Regions from separate parts of the Homo sapiens genome. Here region 1 is linked to region 2. A link is an interaction called in ENCODE POLR2A ChIA-PET data of the cell type or tissue named here. Cell type or tissue: PC-9. All regions are shown on one strand. Links, peaks and the distances in the headings refer to the core of each region. The heading gives the core; the rest is flanking DNA.

Region 1 (8,898 bases), core at 3,312-7,311, 130 kb after region 2:
ATTTTTACACAGTACAAAATTGTATTGGTGGTGAGAAACTGGAAACCTAAATTTCAGAACAGTAGTCAGTTGGTTGAATTACAACTCCATAAAAGCAAAGTGTAATGTAAAATTATACACTAGAGTTTGAAAAGATAGGTTATGGGGGAAAAAAATCAGATCATCAAATACTGTGGTCAGTATGGATTTTTAAAATTAAAAATGCACATGTTTTTGTATGTATTTGTATATATGTGCATCTATAGATATATACATAGACACATAGGTTAAAAAGCTAAAAGGATATTCACAAATGTTGACAGTGAATGGATGGTGGTATCACAATGATTTTTCCCCCCTCCTTTTTGCTTATATGTGTTTTCTGAATTTTCTTCAATGAACAGATTTTATATTAGTAATAAAGATTTTCTTTAATCTTATTTTTAAAGAAAAAAGATCCAACATCAGAAAAGTGTGCCTAACCAGTGGAACAGGGTGTAATGGTTGGTCCTGAAGCCATACTGTTCTCAGTGGGGAAGAAAAATTAATTATTGTTTCCCTGAACTTTGCTGAGTTCAAATTCCTCATTCCACCTTTCTCCAGCTCTGTCCAAGGACATGGGAGTTACAGGAATAAAATGTGGTTCCTTTCTGGAGAAAATGTTGGTGATTTTGAAACTTTAAAAAGCCCTTGTTAAGCTCCCAGAGAAAACACTTGGCATTTGCTTTCACATTTTATGTAAAACATTCCTGGAGTAGAACAGCATATTGCTTGGCCTAGGATTACTTCTGTTGAAATAACCGAAGCTGGTACCTCTTAATTTGGTTATCTGGGGAAAGAGTAGCAGAGGAAATTATTCTGCCACTGTAATGACTTTTGGTGTGTCAGTCCACCTGTTAAAGTGTGTTTAATTCTTCTATGTATGAGTTTTTATCTATAGTGACTTTAAAATTTTCTTTTTAAAGTTAGCACTTGAAATTTGTTTGTAGACACATAGAAGAGTTGACTGGAGCCTCAGCTCAGTAACTTGTCGGTTGTGCCCCTTCTGTCTTTTTGGTAGCATGGAAAGTTTTGTTTGTGTTGTGTATATTGTTGACATCTGATAATTTGTGCAATTTTATTTTTAACTTAAAAGATGGGAACCAACAAATGTGCCAGCCAGGCAGGTATGACAGCTTACGGGACTAGGAGGCATCTTTATGATCCCAAAATGCAAACTGACAAACCTTTTGACCAGACCACAATTAGTCTGCAGATGGGCACTAATAAAGGAGCCAGCCAGGTAAGCAATACCTTTTTATACGTGTACAAGAGTACACTTACCTTATTTTTATTAACCAGAAGTTTAAAGTAGGTATTTTTTGTATAGTTTATTTAGAGTATATTCCTTCAGGAATGTGGACTTTGCTGGGAAAGCAAAATAATCAAAAGACCTTTTCGATAGCAGCAAAAGCATGATGTGTCTCGTGGTTTTTGTTGGCAGTTAGAACAGCTGGCCTTTCTACCTAGCCAGCAGAAAAAAAGATATGTTTATTACAGTGTTCTTGCTCCAAAATCCAAGTAAAATATTGCTCATTTAAATGCTGACTTTTTTTTTTAAGGAGCCCTTAATTAATAGGTAAAATTACCTGGTGTTCCACTAAGAAGGATTTAACTAGCATTCCTATTAGATGTGTCAATATAAGGAGATGGAAATGCAACATGGTGAAAATACCAGTATACCACATCCAAGATAGAAATATTTCCTTGTTAAAAATAGATCACCAGCACCTCAGAAGGAAGTTCAACAACCATTTGAGAACAGACAGGTCTCACATCCAACAACAGCTGGGATAGGGTTTGAAAAACATTTTCTTACCGAGTCCAAGGGAGATTTATCAAACTTTGCCCTTATGGAACACATCCTACCGGGTGCGGCATTATGTCTCTCATAGCTGCCACTCACGTTTACTTTTCTACCCACTCTGAACCTGGAAGTGTGTGCTTGATGTAAGTAGAGAGATGAAGTATGAGTTACTGTACTCTGAAAAAGAGGGGAGTGGCTGTGAAGTGGCTGGTTCTTCTGTATCTCAGCCTTTTGAAAAGACTCAAGTCCTTAAGATCTGCTCAACATAGTTTCTGTTGAATATATTATAAATTTTTGAAATTGGTAACCCAGATAATGTATGTGGTCCCCATGGGCATTCACATGGAACTTTCTGGTGTGGAAGCATTATGATTTCACATTCTTTATGTCTCATTCTCTCTTAAATCCAGAGTAGGTAGTAATGTCTCCATTTTGCAGTTTGAGAAACCTAAAGCTAAATTTACGTGTTTGAGGCCACATAGTAATTTTATAGCAGAGCAAGGATTTTGAAGAAAGGTCTCACCTAGCTCAAAAGCCAATGAATATTGCTTCATGGAAGTGATTCGGTATCAGGATATTTTGGTTAAGCTAGCTTTACCCCTGAACCAAATGAAAGTTCATGTATTACTGTTCATATTCAATGTGAATTCTATAATTTATAAATTATTCACAAGAATAGATTCTAGCTGCTGTTTTAACTTTTATACTATGTTCTAATACCAGGCAGGGATGTTAGCACCAGGTACCAGAAGAGACATCTATGATCAGAAGCTAACATTACAGCCGGTGGACAACTCGACAATTTCCCTACAGATGGGTACCAACAAAGTTGCTTCCCAGAAAGGAATGAGTGTGTATGGGCTTGGGCGGCAAGTATATGATCCCAAATACTGTGCTGCTCCTACAGAACCTGTCATTCACAACGGAAGCCAAGGAACAGGAACAAATGGTTCGGAAATCAGTGATAGTGATTATCAGGCAGAATACCCTGATGAGTATCATGGCGAGTACCAGGATGACTACCCCAGAGATTACCAATATAGCGACCAAGGCATTGATTATTAGATCCACACAGAAGGAGCTCAGTATTTAGTCCTTTGTTTTTATTCAGTGAGAACCAAGCTAGCCTTGAGTAATTTTTATCTTGTCTTCCTAAAACACTATTAAGCTTATTGTACTTTTAAGAAAAATTGCCTTACGTACATTCCTTTTTCCTTTTTCTGCCTCTTCCCTCAATAGTTGCCTTTTAGTGCTGTAATAGTTAAATCCTACAGCATAATCAATAACTCGCATATGAAGTAAAAAGGAATACTGTGAAAGGGGAGTACTCTTGTACAGCCAGTTCTTTTATGCAAAAATCTATGCATTTTTACAATCTTATATTAAACTGGTATTTTCAAACAATAGGAAACTTTTTTTTTTTTTTTTTTTTTTTACAGTTTAGTGTATCTGGTTTCTACATGGAAGACTAAACTCATGCTTATTGCTAAATGTGGTCTTTGCCAACTAAATTTAAGATGCAGCATTTTAGAAATTTACATATCAATGTTTCTACAGTATTGTTTGCTAATTTTTAAATAAAGTCATGATCAGTGTGCATTTGTGATTATATGTGTACTCATTCTCTTACCTAGCGAACAAGATCTTTTCAGAGTGGTGTTTCTAAAAGAGCATGTACAAAAGTGGCCTGTGGACATTTAGGCCTGGGTGATGCATTTGCTCTTCCTGTTTGTGCCAATGTATCAATGTAGAGTTGCTCTGTTTTCTTCAACTGTATTTATTGCTGCATTTCTCAGCATAAACTTATCCCATTGTATTTTTTATAAATAAATATTTTTTTTGAACTTTCATATGAACCACAGGCTGATTATTTTCTGGCTAGCTTCTAGATAGGTAGGGTCAGATTTTTTTTTAAGTACCTTTTTCCTAGGTACTGTTACAAGGTACATTAACATTTTATTTACTTCACACAACACTGCACTCTATGCTTAAGGAGATTGAGGCTTAGGAAACCATTACACATAGTAAATGACAGAATTCTAATCATTTTCTGACCCTTGCTTATTTCACTGACTTGGCTGGCCCAGATTCATCTTAAATTCAACTTGGAATAATCTTAAAATCTTTAGGAATATTGACAGGAGGGGTGGGGAATTTTCCTATCTTAGGGTAAGTAAACATGAATAAGAAACATGCTAGGTCAGCCATAGGATGTGCTGCTTGGTAATAAGCCAGGGTTTATAGTGAAACATAAACCTTCAGTCCTGACAGAGGGAAGGACAAACAATAGCTAGGTGTCATAGTGACAAAAATGCAGTCACTAAAAGAAAATTAGTAACTCACACTTTCCGACATTGTCTCAGCCAAGCCATGTCTTCTAATAGGATTGGCTCTATTAGGTTTGGGGGCGAAAACCGTCTGTTTTTTGCTGAGAGATGAGGAGTATATACACATGGTTTGATGAGCCCACAAAAGTGAAGGCTATTTGCTCATCATTCCACAATGACTAGGTTTAATGCTTCTGGGAAACTGCTTGTAAAGGAAACTATTGGAGTCAACCTAATTCAATGGTGGCATTTAAGAAAAAAGTCATTGCATTTAAAGTAGACCTGAGTTCTAAGGCTTTCCTTGTCATCTTTGACTCTTCAAAGTTTAGGGAAGGGAAGCCTTATATCACACTACCTGCCCTGCCATTTAAGTCAGATTGATTCCCATGAGGCTGCCAATCAACATGTTAAAATGTTTCTATTTGGTTAGAGTTTTAAAAACGAAAAGCTCTTCCCCTCACTCCCATCTACATAAATCTCTGAGGTCCAGGCAGAAGTATTTTTAAAAATCTGTCTCCAGGTAATTTCTCAGGTGGGGCTGTGGTTGAAAACCACTTCTTCCAGAATGTCTGCTGTAAGAGGAGTGCTTGTGTATCAGGAGTTTGGATAAATTGTGTGTGCCATCACGGAATGTGATCTGGTGGAGAGACATAACAGAAAGTGGATTCACAGTCATATCAGAGAAGAGCATGGAGGAAAAGGACAGAAGAGAGGGCAAGTAATGCTGCTCAGAGGCATTGCAGAAGCATGATGCTATCAGAGCTGGGTTTTGAAGAATAAGTAGGAGTTTGCCATTAGCAAAGAGGAGGAAGAGTATTCAGAAAAAAAGGAAGAGCATGTGCACAGACTAAATCATTGGTTACACTCCTGCCTCTCCTGTACATGCCCAGTTCAGGTGGTAGTTCATGTTAGAGTAGACAGTTTTGGCTTTTATTGTCACCAAATCTAAGAATTGTACTTTGAAAAGTTAATCCATTTAGCATATTTCCAGGATTGGCTGAGTAGGGAAGTATCCTACTCTGTATAAAAGCAACTTTCCAAGCTGGGCATGGTGGCATGCCTGTAGTCCCAGCTGCTTGGGAGGCTGAGGCAGGAGGATCACTTGAGCCTAAGAGCTGGAGGCCGCAGTGAGCTATGATGGCACCTGTGCATAGACACTGTACTCCAACCTTGGGAACATAGTGAGATGCTGTCCCTTTAAAAAAAAAAATCCAGAGATTTCTGCTAACAAAATCCTTATCTTAAAAAGGTTTATTTATTAGTTGTGCACTTACAAACTTACCTCAGTTCTTACATAGTGTACTTTGTAAGTTGATGCATATAAACATGGTTTTAGAAGAGTTTTTCTGTCCTAATTTGTACAAAAAAAGGTAAACTAATATAGTTCCAGTATTGTTACCTGGTCAAACAATAATGACAAAGACAATGAGGAAGAATAGGGTTTATTAGGTCTTTTAAAAAAAAATTCACTAACTTTTCTCTAGTGGTCTCATCTTCTATTCTGTAAATGGCTCTTAGAAGGAAATGTTTTCCAGGTACAGATACCTAAATGGGTATCTATCTCACAATGGCCTGGAGTTCTGTTCCCTCCTCATTCCTTAATGAGTGCTTGTCCTGCTGTGCCCTTGCATTGTTTAATTTGTTGCTCCTTTTTACGAAACTCTGAAAAACAAAAGAACAAGTTAGAATAGTATTATGTGTCTGTACTGTTGATAACGTAGGGGCCGAGGGAAAACTTCTCCTTTGCCCTCTGACGGTTTGCTGAAGAATTAACTTACAAAAGGCAGATTAACAGGAGAAATGGCATATAAAGTAGCACAGGGGAGAATCACAGTGAGTGTCTAAATGGGGTACAGATAATTCTGTTTTTGGGAAAGGGAGATGGGGAAGTGTGGATGATTTTATGGGGGTGGTGAATTACTTTTAGGGGAGTTTAATGAGCTTGAAGAACACTTAGTGGCTGGGAACAAAGTCTGTTGGGCCCACAGGACAGTGGTTTGTGACAAAAGTCTGTCCAGGTGTGTTGACTGAATTTAGTCTTTGTTTCTGCTATATAAGTCCAGTTAATGGAAAACTCAGGGAAGGGGCCAGAGGTGGTTTTTTTCTTTGGTGGGTCTGGACTTTAGGCAGATAAGGGGATTTCATTCAGATGACAGCTTCATCCTGTGCTTTGGGAGAAGGTCAGAGAGTTCTTGAGGCTTCTTCAGTTCAGCATGTCAAAGTGCCATATTATGGAGTATCAATTTCTGAGTCCCAATGATAGCCATTTACAAGTTCTTGGCCTTAAATTTCAGATAACTGGATCCTTAAGAAAGTTTCTTCTGTTGAAAAAACTATTTTAAGGGGTAAATTTCAAGGTGGATTTTTTTTGGGGGGGAGGTGGTGGAGACGGAGTCACCCTCTGTCGCCCAGGCTGGAGTGCAATGGCGCCATCTCAGCTCACTGCAACCTCCACCTCCCGGGTTCAAGCGATTCTCCTGTCTCAGCCTCCTAAGCAGCTGAGATTACAGGCGCCTGCCACTGTGCCTGGCTAATTTTTGTATTTTTAGTAGAGATAGGGTTTCACCATGTTGGCCAGGCTGGTCTCAAATTCCTGACCTCATGTGATCCACCTGCCTTGGCTTCCCAAAGTGCTGGGATTGCAGGTGTGAGCCATAGTGCCCGGATTTCAAGGTGGATTTTTAACTGGAAAAGTAAATCAGGGGATGGAGACCTGGCTAGCTACATACCACCATCATAAGCACTTTCCTTAGAGTACATACAAATAAGTCAATAAACAAGTAAAAAGTAAAAATTGTATTTTGGCTGAGTGCGGTGGCTCACAACTGTAATCCCAGCACTTGTGGGAGGCCGAGGCAGATGGATCACCTGAGGTCAGGAGTTCAAAACCAGCCTGACCAACATGGTGAAACCCCGTCTCTTCTAAAAATACAAAATTAGGCGTGGTGGTGCACGCCTGTAATCCCAGCTACTTGGGAGGCTGAGGCAGGAGAATCGCTTGAACCTAGGAGGTGGAGGTTGCGGTGAGCTGAGATTGCGCCATTGCACTCAAGCCTGGGCAACAAGAGCAAAACTCTGTCTCAAAAAAAAAAGTAAAATTTGTAGTTTATGTTTTATATGGAGAAGGATGAGGATACATTAATTATAAATTGTAGAAGTGGTTCTTAAAAAATTGAGTGCCTGCTGAACCAAAGAGTGCATTAAATGCTCTGTTTAAAGCTAAAAGGGCTTTAACACCTAATTTTTATGGCAACAGAATGAAAGAAAAGTATGCAAATATCATATAACTCAGACAAGGAAAAGAGATGAGACATCATTCAGCTGTTAAAATATCCCTGTCTACCCAGGATAAGGCAAATAAGCAACAACTGTGTTGCAAAGGCTGTTGCAAACAGCTGCCTGCTATTTCCAGATATAAGCAGTATGGGCGCTCCGCTGAGGGTGTGGCTTTTCTCACACTGGTGTGCCTGGGCTAATAAAGGGCCTGAGAATTGCAGATCTGTCAATACTGGCACAGAGGAGCACACAAGTGTGCTCTCCCTAATATAGTGGGTATGAACATCATGCTTGGAGATGCAAAAATGCTTTAGAAAAAGATCAACTGTTAAACTTCTAGACCACCCAAAAGGCCAGATCATGCCATGAGCACCAAAGGGAGCTGAACTACTGTGTTCAGGACATCTTCTGCCCAGGGTAAGAAGTGCTGCTGCTACTTAGGAATCCATCTGATCAGCATTCTTGTTCAGCTTCACTTCTTCAGGGAGAAGGTTCTCAGAAAGGGAGGTGGGTTCAGCCTTGGAGAGTTCAGCGCAAATCCCACTTTCAGGCCCGGGGGTAGTAGAAGCCTCAGAGCCCTCTAGAAGAGAGAGGCTGGGTATGAGCCTCTTTCGTGTGTGCAGCTTTACAAAACTTTCAAGATTGCGAGCATGGAGATTGCAATTGGAAATGAAATGTTTGCTTACCAGAAATTCTTGATCCATAAAGTAGGGCTTTTCTGACGATCCATCATTTGTTTCCAGATCAACAGCAAAACACAGGAAAAGTGCATCCAGCACAGTTTCAAACACAGATAAAAAACTATGGGCTACTAAGTAGGCAAAAAAAGCTACCAATAACAGAGGGACTGCCCACACCTGGAATGCCCGATTGTAGTTAAAAGCCATGAGTCCTCCAAAAACAGTGAAACACACCACTAACACCTGTGCAAAAGAAGAGTTTGTTGAAAATCTTTATGAATCAGTTGCTTAGATGTTTTTGTCAGTTACAAGTAATGGTTTAATATACGTTCCTGTGTGCAACGTGTGTGTGCACTATTGTAAAGAATGCTTGTCAGAAATTTTGGCAGAATGAAATAGAGGAAAAAATGAAAAGCTGTATCAAAAGGAAACCCAGTTAATGGCGAGTAGGAAGGTTATATGTAATTTTATCTGTGCCTAGCTTTTGTATTTATATAAATGTAATAATATCTCACAAGCTTTTTATTCTGCTTTTTCACTTAACACCAAAATAAGCCTATTCACTTTAAAACTTTTTTTAGAAACCATCCCTCTTTCTTTTGAGACAGAGTCTCGTTCTGTTGCCCAGGCTGGAGTACAGTGGTGTGATCTCGGCTCACTGCAACCTCCGCCTCCCAGGTTCAAGTGATTCTCCTGCCTCAGCCTCCTGAGTAGCTGGGATTACAGGCACCCGCCACCACACCCGGCTAATTTTTGTATTTTTAGTAGAGACGGGGTTTTCCCATGTTGG
Region 2 (8,898 bases), core at 1,926-5,925:
TACAACTCTAATTTAAAAGTGGTTAGAATGAAAATTTAAATTAAAGAAAGCATTTCTGTTTCTACAGCTGTTAATTGTTACTATGTTTAACTTTGATATCAGTGACTCAGTTGATTTGGATTCCATCTGTTTCCTTCTAGTATACCAAATACTACATTCACCGAATTCCAAGAAGCCGGGAGGTTCAGCAGTCCTGGCCCTCCACCGTTTTCACCACCTTGCACTCCATGTGGCTCTCCTTTCCCCTAATTCACAGGGTGAAGCCAGATTTGGTAAGTAAGACCATCACTAAGGAGAGAGAAAGTAACTCCCTGTAGATCTTTCGTTAGTAACAGGACATACTGTTTTCTTAAACAGCTACCATTTATTAGTGTGCCAGGTAGTATGCAAGACCCTGAACTGGCTGGTGCCTTGATCTTGGACTTCCCAGGCTCCAGAACTGTAAGAAATAAATATCAGTTCTTTATAAGCCACCCAGTTTATCGTATCTCATTATAGCACCTGAAATAGACTAAGATATCATCCTTGGATTTTTGTGACTTTTATCACAAAGCACTCTTTCTCCTGCCTCAGCCTCCTGAGTAGCTGGGACTACAAGTGCATGCCACCAAGCCTTGCTAATATTTGTATTTTTAAGAGAGATGGGGTTTCACCATGTTTTCCAGGCTGGTCTTGAACTCCTGACCTCAAGTAATCTGCCCGCCTCGGCCTCCCAAAGTGCTGGGATTACAGGCATGAGCCACTGCGCCTGGCCTGTGACCAGTAATCTTTGATGTTATTGTTGTAATTGTTTGGGGACAGTGTGAATCGTGCTTACATAAGACAGTGAACTTAATAAATGTATGTGTTCTGACTGCTCCAACAGCCTGCTGTCCTCTCTCTGTCTCACACACACATACACACACACACACACACACACACACACACACACACACACATTCCTTGGGCTTCCCTGTCTATGAGACACAACAATATTGAAATTAGGCCAATTAATAACCCTGCAGTGGCCTCTCAGTGTTCAAGTGAAAGGTAGTATTTCTTATGTTTCACATTTTAAATCACAAGCTAGAAATGATTAAGCTTAGTGAGGAAGGCATTTGCAATAGGCAGTTAGTCAAGTTGTGAATGCAAAGGAAAAGTTCTTGAAGGAAATTAAAAGTGCTACTCCAGGCTGGGTGCGGTGGCTCACACCTGTAATCCCAGCCCTTTGGGAGGCCGAGGCAGGCGGATCACAAGGTTAGGAGATCAAGGCCATCCTGGCTAACACAATGAAACCCTGTCTCTACTAAAAATACAAAAGATTTGCCGGCCGTGGTGGTGGGCGCCTGTAGTCCCAGCTACTCGGAAGGCTGAGGCAGGAGAATGGTGTGAACCCCGGAGGCAGAGCTTGCAGTGAGCCGAGATCGCACCACTGCACTCCAGCCTGGGCGACAGAGCGAGACTCCATCTCAAAAAAAAAAAGTGCTACTCCTGTGAACACACTGGTTTCACGATAAGTACATGACATAGCCTCATTGCTGATATGGAGAAAGTTTGAGTGGTCTGGATAGACTATCAAACCAGTCACATTCCCTTAAGCCAAACCTAATTCAGGACAAGGTCCTAATTCTCTTTAATTCTGTAAAGACTGAGAGAGGTCAGGAAGCTGCAGAAGAAAAGTTTGAAGGTAGCAAAGGTTGGTTGAGACTTAAGGAGAGAAGCCATCTGCATAGCATAAAAGTGCAAGGTGAAGCAGCAGGTACTGATGTAGAAGCTGCAGCAATTTATCCAGAAAATCTAGTTAAGATAATTGATTAAGGTGGCTACACTAATCAACATGTTTTCCATATAAACAAAACTGCCTTATATTCGACGATGTCATTCAGGACTCTCGTGGCTAAAGAGAAGTCAATAGCTGGCTTCAAAGCTTCAAGGGACAGGCTGATTCTGTGTAGCTGTTGACTTTAAGTTGAAGCCAGTGCTCATTTACCATTCTGAAAATCCTCAGGCCCTTAAGAATTATGCTAAATCTATTCTGCCTGTGCTCTGTAAGTGGAACAACAAAGCCTAGATGACAGCACATCTGTTTACAGGATGGTTTGCTGAATATTTTAAACCCACTGTTGAGACCTACTACTCAAGAGACAAAGCTTCCTTTCAAAATATTACTGCTCTTGATATATTGGGCTGGATGTTTTTATTTAAAAAAATACAAAATATACTGCTCATTGACAATGCACCTAATTACCCAAGAGCTCTGATGGAGATATACAAGGAGATTAATATCTTTATGCCTGCTAACACAGCATCTATTCTGCAGCCCATAAATCAAGGCATAATTTTGACTTGCAAGTTTTATTATTTAAGAAAACATTTGTAAGGCTGTAGCTGCCATAGATAGTGATTCCTCTGATGGATCTGGACAAAGTCAATTGAAAACCTTCTGGAAAAGATTCACCATTCTAGATGCCATTAAGAACATTCTTGATTTATGGGAAGATGTCCATAAACAGGAGTTTGGGAGAAGTATATTCCAGCCCTCCTGCATGACTTTGAGAGGTTCAAGACTCAAGTGGAAGAAGTAATTGCAGAGGTGATGGAAGTAGCAACAGAGCTAGAATTAGAAGTAGAGCCTGAAGATGTGACTGAATTCCTAAAATCTCATGATGAAACTTGACTAGGACCCTATTCTGTGATAGGATTTATACTGTGCACTCGAGGTATAAAAGTAAACACAGCTCTACCCCTGAGTGGACTGAGGTGATCTGTGAAAATGGCTCGCTATTCACTTGACCCAGAAAAATCCCACAAAAGTCATGCAAACCAAGTTGTTCAAGTCTTCATGTTCACTTTAAGAACATCCACGAAATTGCCCATGCCAGAGAGACCTAAGTAACCAAGATGTTATGTAACTCCAATTTTCTTTAGACATGTATTAGATTCTGCTAATATTAGCTAACTTGCTCAATTGAAAAGTTATCCAGTATTTTAAAAAATATCTTTAATGCAGCAGGTACTAAAAGGGATGAATAAAACAGCTCTTCAGGAAGCTTATACTTTGGCTTCAGGGAAAATGGAGTAAAGAAACAACAGGTAGACTTGAAATACAGATTAATTCAGTTGAAAATAGAGACCCTATTTAAAAGGCCGGGCGCGGTCGCTCATGCCTATAATCCCAGCACTTTGGGAGGCTGAGGTGGGCGGATCACGAGGTCAGGAGATCGAGACCATCCTGGCTAACACAGTGAAATCCCATCTCTACTAAAAATACAAAAAAATTAGCCGGATCGAATGAGTAGGCTGATCTCATATTCTCTTGAAAATATACTCCTAAAGAGGAATTTGTTTCAAGGAGAAGAATAGAAAAGTTAATTTGTGAGATTGCTGATTATTAAAGTAAGAGGACTGCTTATGTTGGGGGAAAAAGATCTATAAAGTTCTTGAGGGTAAAGGCCAAGTATTTTTGCGTTTTCCATGGTCCTTTCTAGAAAAGCTTCCACATATTTGAGGAATGACTTAAAAATAAATGAATGAATACTGGATTAAGTGAGTCATCACAAAAACAAAGACACCCACTCCCTACACTGGTGCTCTTCTCAGGCTTTATTAAGAGTCTGAAAAACCAGGAGGGTTTCCAAAGTCTGCAGTGTTTGATTACTGGCTTCATTCCACCCTGGCCATTACCAAATGAAATACTCAAGGAAAGAGCTCTGCATACAAAAATGAAACCTAATTTAATTTTTAATCAAGTAAAAAATAAATTTCAGATTCTCCATATTAACAAATTGAAAGGAAATGGACCATTTCAACCTAATACTCTGCCTCTTTGCCTGAAGCTGGTTTAATTCACCATGACAAATTTAGATGTACTTATTACATCTACACTCACTCACGCTTTGTATGAAAGAAGTCCATTATTTTATTTAGTCATTTTTTTCCATGTTTCATACCCAGTTTGAGCTGTGAAATGTCTAAGTTCATAGCAGTAGAAAGTTGATGGCTGGGTGCGGAGGCTCATGCCTGTAATTCCAGCACTTTGGGAGGCCAAAGCGGGCGGATCACTTGAAGTCAGGAGTTCGAGACCAGGCTGGCCAACATGGTGAAACCCTGTCTCTACTAAAAATACAAAAATTAGCCAAGCATGATGGTGGGTGCCTGTAATCCCAGCTACTCAGGAGGCTGAGGCAGGAGAATTGCTTGATCCCAGGAGGCAGAGTTTACAGTGAGCTGAGATCATTGCACCCCAGCCTGGGGGATAGAGTAAGACTCCGTCTCAAAAAAAAAAGTTGATGACATGGATGGTGGGTTATTATCTATAAGTAGGATACTGTGATTTTTTTTTTGATTAGGTGTTTTCTGTGGTGAGCCACAAACTAGGTGGCACCAAGATTATCACTGTTTGTATAGTATATAAAATTTTTATTGGCCTACTAATTAACATGTGTTTGAAATATTAAGAAGAGGCAATTAACTCTTGTTAATTGTTGACATGCCAGAACCCTTACAGGAACTTTTTCTCCTTAACTGTTGTTAATTTGATTCTCTTTGTATAATGACTTTCATCTGGTATTATATTTGGTGGTGATCAAAAAACTTTATAACATGTTCAAAGGAAACTTGGCTAGACAAAGAAAAGGTCAGCTGTCCCAAGATGTTTATCTGTCAATGGAATTAAGTGAGAGTAAGGTTTTCCAAGCCAAGTCAGATGAGAAACAATTAGACCACACTTGTCTTACTGCTTCATGTTTTCCAAGATTAATGAAATCATAATTGGGAGCCATTTGTTTAGGTTTCCTCAGTTCCTGCTCCTCTGTTGCCCAGTCCTCTATAATGTGTTAAAATAATGCCAGTGTTACCCCTTCCCACTGTGTGTTTCCTCTCCATATATGCGCTGTAAATTTGGCAGCCTCCTTAAAGATACAGAAGGACTGGCCCTGCACTGTACGTGCATTTAGCAAGTCTGATGATGGTCAGAGTCCACTGCGAGAAGTGGTTTGATGTGAAAATCCCCCCAAATATCTGGTTTCTTGTGACTGACAAACTGCTTTTCCCAGTTGCATGGTGAAATTACCAGCTGTGCCACTGACACATTGGCTGAGTGACAACCTGTAGCTGCTTCCATCCATAAATGAGGTATTTAGTTTAAATGTTATAGCTTCTGTTTCACATTGAGTGAGTTCCGAACAACATCTGTGTCAAAATTAGGCTGCATATTAGCAGTTAGATTGCTTTGAGTTGTTTTGATTCGTCTCCATTTTGGGGGACTCTCAGCAGCTTGAAAATGATTTTTCTTTCTAAGTCGATGCTTTTTCCACTTGGCAAACATTACATTTTTCCTGTCTGCAGAAGCCAGCGTGGCTTTGCCTGTGATTTTTGCTCTCTTGTTTTGCTTTGCCTGCATCACTCTTGAGTTGTCACTGTTCCAGCCCATCACAGGCTCATTTTGGATCTGAGGCTGGTGGGGACTCTTCCTTTCAAGGTGAAAGCCAATGTGTTTTCCCAAGGATAGCTGTGAGGTCACAGTTAAAACAAAAATGAAAGTTGAATGAAAAGGAATTCAGTTGTGAGAGGATAAGAAAAAGGAAAACATGAGGTAAACAAAACTGTTTTTGAAGAAGGGACTGATGTGGTCACAGGCAGTGAGCTCCAGAGACCTGGCCTTATAGATGAGGGTAATGGGAGATGCTGGTGACGAGGTGAGAACAGAGGGTGGGGTGAAGAGAAGGGAAGCCTTTGAAATGACCTTAGATGCATGAATAATTCCTAGAACCAGTCCCAGCTTCACAGACTTTCAGTGCTTATTTTAAAGGATCATGTGAAGCAGGAGCTCTATTTGTATAGCACTTGAAAATCAAGAAAGTGATGTTTCTGTTTAGAATCTTTAAAATCGCTCTTTGACCTGAGGAAAAAATAAAAGAAGGGGGCACAGACAGCACCGATAATTGAATATGTAATGGAGAGCCTCAGAAGGGTGCTGCTCTCCAAGTTAAGTGGGATCATTAAAGTTTTAGAGTTTGTGTAACTAGAGTCAGTAGGGAAGCGTCATGGGAAGTTTTAAAAATTTGAATACAGACTGTGAACTCCTTGAGGAACGGTGAGGTGTATTACTCATCTTGGCAGTGCTAGCACCTATTCTAGAGCGTGGGGCATGTAGGAGTTCAATAAATTTTGAAAGAGTAAATCTGGGTAGGAGAGAGATTAGGAAAGGAGAAGTCAGAGAAGCTATTAAAACCTGATGATGACCATTTACAGCCTTTAGGTGGGCTGGAAAAAGTAGAATAGGAAAAAAACATTGCATAACTGCTCCTTGGTTAACTTTTGCTCCCTCTGAATTAATCGCTGAATTCGTCTAAGGATTTTTTTGATAACATGTTTCTAAAGTGTTAAATATTCTCTTTATCAAAGCACCATAAGAAAATGGCGAAAGTTTCTCATTCACCTTAACCAGAGTACACTTGCTTTATTTCTTTAATTGAAGTGAAATTCACATAACATAAAATTAGCCATTTTACAGTGTACAATTCAGTGGCATTTTAGTACATTCACTATGCTGTGCAACCACCACACACCTTTACAGCATCGAGTTCCAAAACATTTTCATCAATAGTTGCTTTACTTTAATTTCTTGGTGTTGTAGAACCACTTAGAGTTTTGTGGGGTTTTTTGTTTTGTTTTTTTTTTTTGAGACGGAGTTTTGCTCTTGTTGCCCAGGCTGGAGTGCAATGGTGTGATCTTGGCTCACCGTGACCTCTGGATCCTGGGTTCAAGCAATTCTCCTGCCTCAGCCTCCCAAGTAGCTGGGATTACAGGCGTGCACAACCATGCTTGGCTAATTTTGTATCTTTAGTAGAGACAGGGTTTCTCCATGTTGGTCAGGCTGGTCTCAAACTCCTGACCTCAGGCGATCTGCCCGCCTCGGCCTCCCAAAGTGCTGGGATTACAGGAGTGAGCCACTGCGCCTGGCCACCACTTAGCATTTTTTACTTCATTTGGGGGAGAAAAAAAAAAGATTAAAACACAGATAGTGTTTTCTAACAGCCTCTGGAGATCAAAGGCCCTCTCCTTCATGGTCTTTCTAATTCCTTGTTTACCCTGCCCAGAAGTCATTGAGTAGATGTATCTTTTTCAGTTAGCGCTTACTCTTTGATACTTTGCAATTTGATGACTTATTTTTCTCCTTGTATAATTTTTTATCTTTTTTTTTTGAGACTCAGTCTCACTCTGTTGCCCAGGCTGGAGTGCAGTGATATGATCTCGGCTCACTGCAACCTCCGCCTCCCGAGTTCAAGCGATTCTCCTGCCTCAGCCTCCTGAGTAGCGGGATTATAGACGCATGACACCACACCCAGCTAACTTTTGTATTTTTAGTAGAGATGGGGTTTTACCATGTTGGCCAGGCTGGTCTTGAACTCCTGACCTCAGGTGATCCACCCGCCTCGGTCTCAAAAAATGCTAGGATTATAGGCATGAGCCACCACACCCGGCCATGTATCATGGATTTCTTTTTCTAGTGTAAAACATACATGAAGTTAAATCAGCTGTAGAAAGCTTATTGCTGGGATTACAGGCATGCACCACTATGCCCGGCTAATTTTGTATTTTTAGTAGAGACAGGGTTTCTCCATGTTGGTCAGGCTGGTCTCAAACTCCCGACATCAGGTGATCCACCCACCTTGGCCTCCCAAAGTCCTGGGATTACAAGCGTGAGCCACTGTGCCCGGCCAGGTTATCGCTTCTTTACCTGTTAGCATGCAATTTGAAATTCCACTCATACCAGGACAGCATTTTACAGCAGATATAAGCCAAGCGGCTTCTCAACTTCAGTGGTGCCTTTTCCACATAGTCAAAAGGGTTAACTGATTTTCCCTAAGATACATGGGCAAATAATTATTAAAATGTTCTTCAAAAGGACCTTACAATCAAGAATGAGGATAAGTGGAATGAGTAAACACCTTACAAATTTCAAATACTATTATGGCTTACTGCAAAAGCTGTGTTAGCATTATTGGGTGAGGAATGTAAAAGATCCAATCAGAAACAGGTTAGAGAGCTTGAACTGGTATTATACATGCTTAAAAATAGCAAGAAGGTCCCTGCTGATAAGACCTTCAAATTACAGAAAGAACATATTGTGACTGATAATTCTTTTAAGAAATGTGAATACCAGATTTATAAGTTTCACGTGTTTGCAATGTCAAAACTTCCATATTCTGCCATAAAAAGTGAAATCCTGCAGTGGAATCAGCTGTAGAATTGCAAAGGGCAGCAAATTCCATTTGTTAGCAAAATACCATTTTGCATTCTTGGTCTTCCTGAATTCACATTTAAGCCACTTATACAAATCTTTGACACAAGCAATTTTTAAAATATGTTTATGGCTGACAGTTTGTGAAAACAGGTTTGCTTTTGTGGGCTAATCACTTTTCTCTAAAGACAGGTGTCACATGCTTAAATCAGTTGTGTCTACATCTTAAAGTTCCAGATGTTATTTTTCACAAGATTTACTTACACAGTACAGTATTTTGTAGATAAACCTTGTTAGTGGAGGCAGTGCCTGGATTCAGGGAACTTGGTCTGTTGCTGTTTAATTATTCCTAAGCCAATTTGCCTGTTGCAGTTTTTCAAGGAGCCATGATTCATCTCTGTGAAGTCACACAGGGAGAGAAAAATTCCCCACTGGTCACTTCTATTAAAGAACAGAATTGGGAGGGGCTGGAGGTTGGGAGAAGGTAGGGGGTGAATTTCCTGCTCTCTGTGGAAACCAGGTGCAGCTTATATAAGGCAAACTTTCATTCTTAAGGTCATAAAAGAATTCCCCATATTTACCCTTCCTTCCTTCCTTCCGTCCCTTTTTTCTTTTTTCTTTTGTCTTTTTTTCTACTAATTGAGACAGAATCTTGCTCTGTCACCCAGGCTGGA

The links. ChIA-PET counts read pairs that join two places held together with the same protein. Peaks named below come from ENCODE experiments on the same cell type or tissue, not always from the same donor. Only the 100,000 strongest peaks of a DNase experiment are listed, where the experiment ranks them.
Region 1: POLR2A ChIA-PET joins it to region 2 with 6 read pairs; 2 of 35 experiments call an interaction of 5 or more read pairs at or near these places.

The regions. Positions count from the first base shown.
Region 1 is chr1:94,891,734-94,900,631 of GRCh38, reverse strand. SLC44A3 (solute carrier family 44 member 3) reads right to left here. Exons shown (of 15, transcript NM_001114106.3): 14 at 8,115-8,351; 15 at 5,386-5,814. The coding sequence ends at 5,710. It overlaps CNN3 (calponin 3), which reads left to right. Exons shown (of 7, transcript NM_001839.5): 6 at 1,115-1,261; 7 at 2,549-3,675. The coding sequence ends at 2,890. Among named protein-coding and RNA genes, the nearest start is that of CNN3-DT, 30 kb to the left of the region's middle. In PC-9, for the core only: no CTCF peak of the experiment used is centred there; no DNase peak of the experiment used is centred there.
Region 2 is chr1:95,018,503-95,027,400 of GRCh38, reverse strand. It overlaps ALG14 (ALG14 UDP-N-acetylglucosaminyltransferase subunit), which reads left to right. Exons shown (of 4, transcript NM_144988.4): 3 at 141-272. Among named protein-coding and RNA genes, the nearest start is that of ALG14-AS1, 39 kb to the left of the region's middle. In PC-9, for the core only: no CTCF peak of the experiment used is centred there; a DNase peak (open chromatin) is centred at 3,535; H3K27ac peaks cover 853 bases.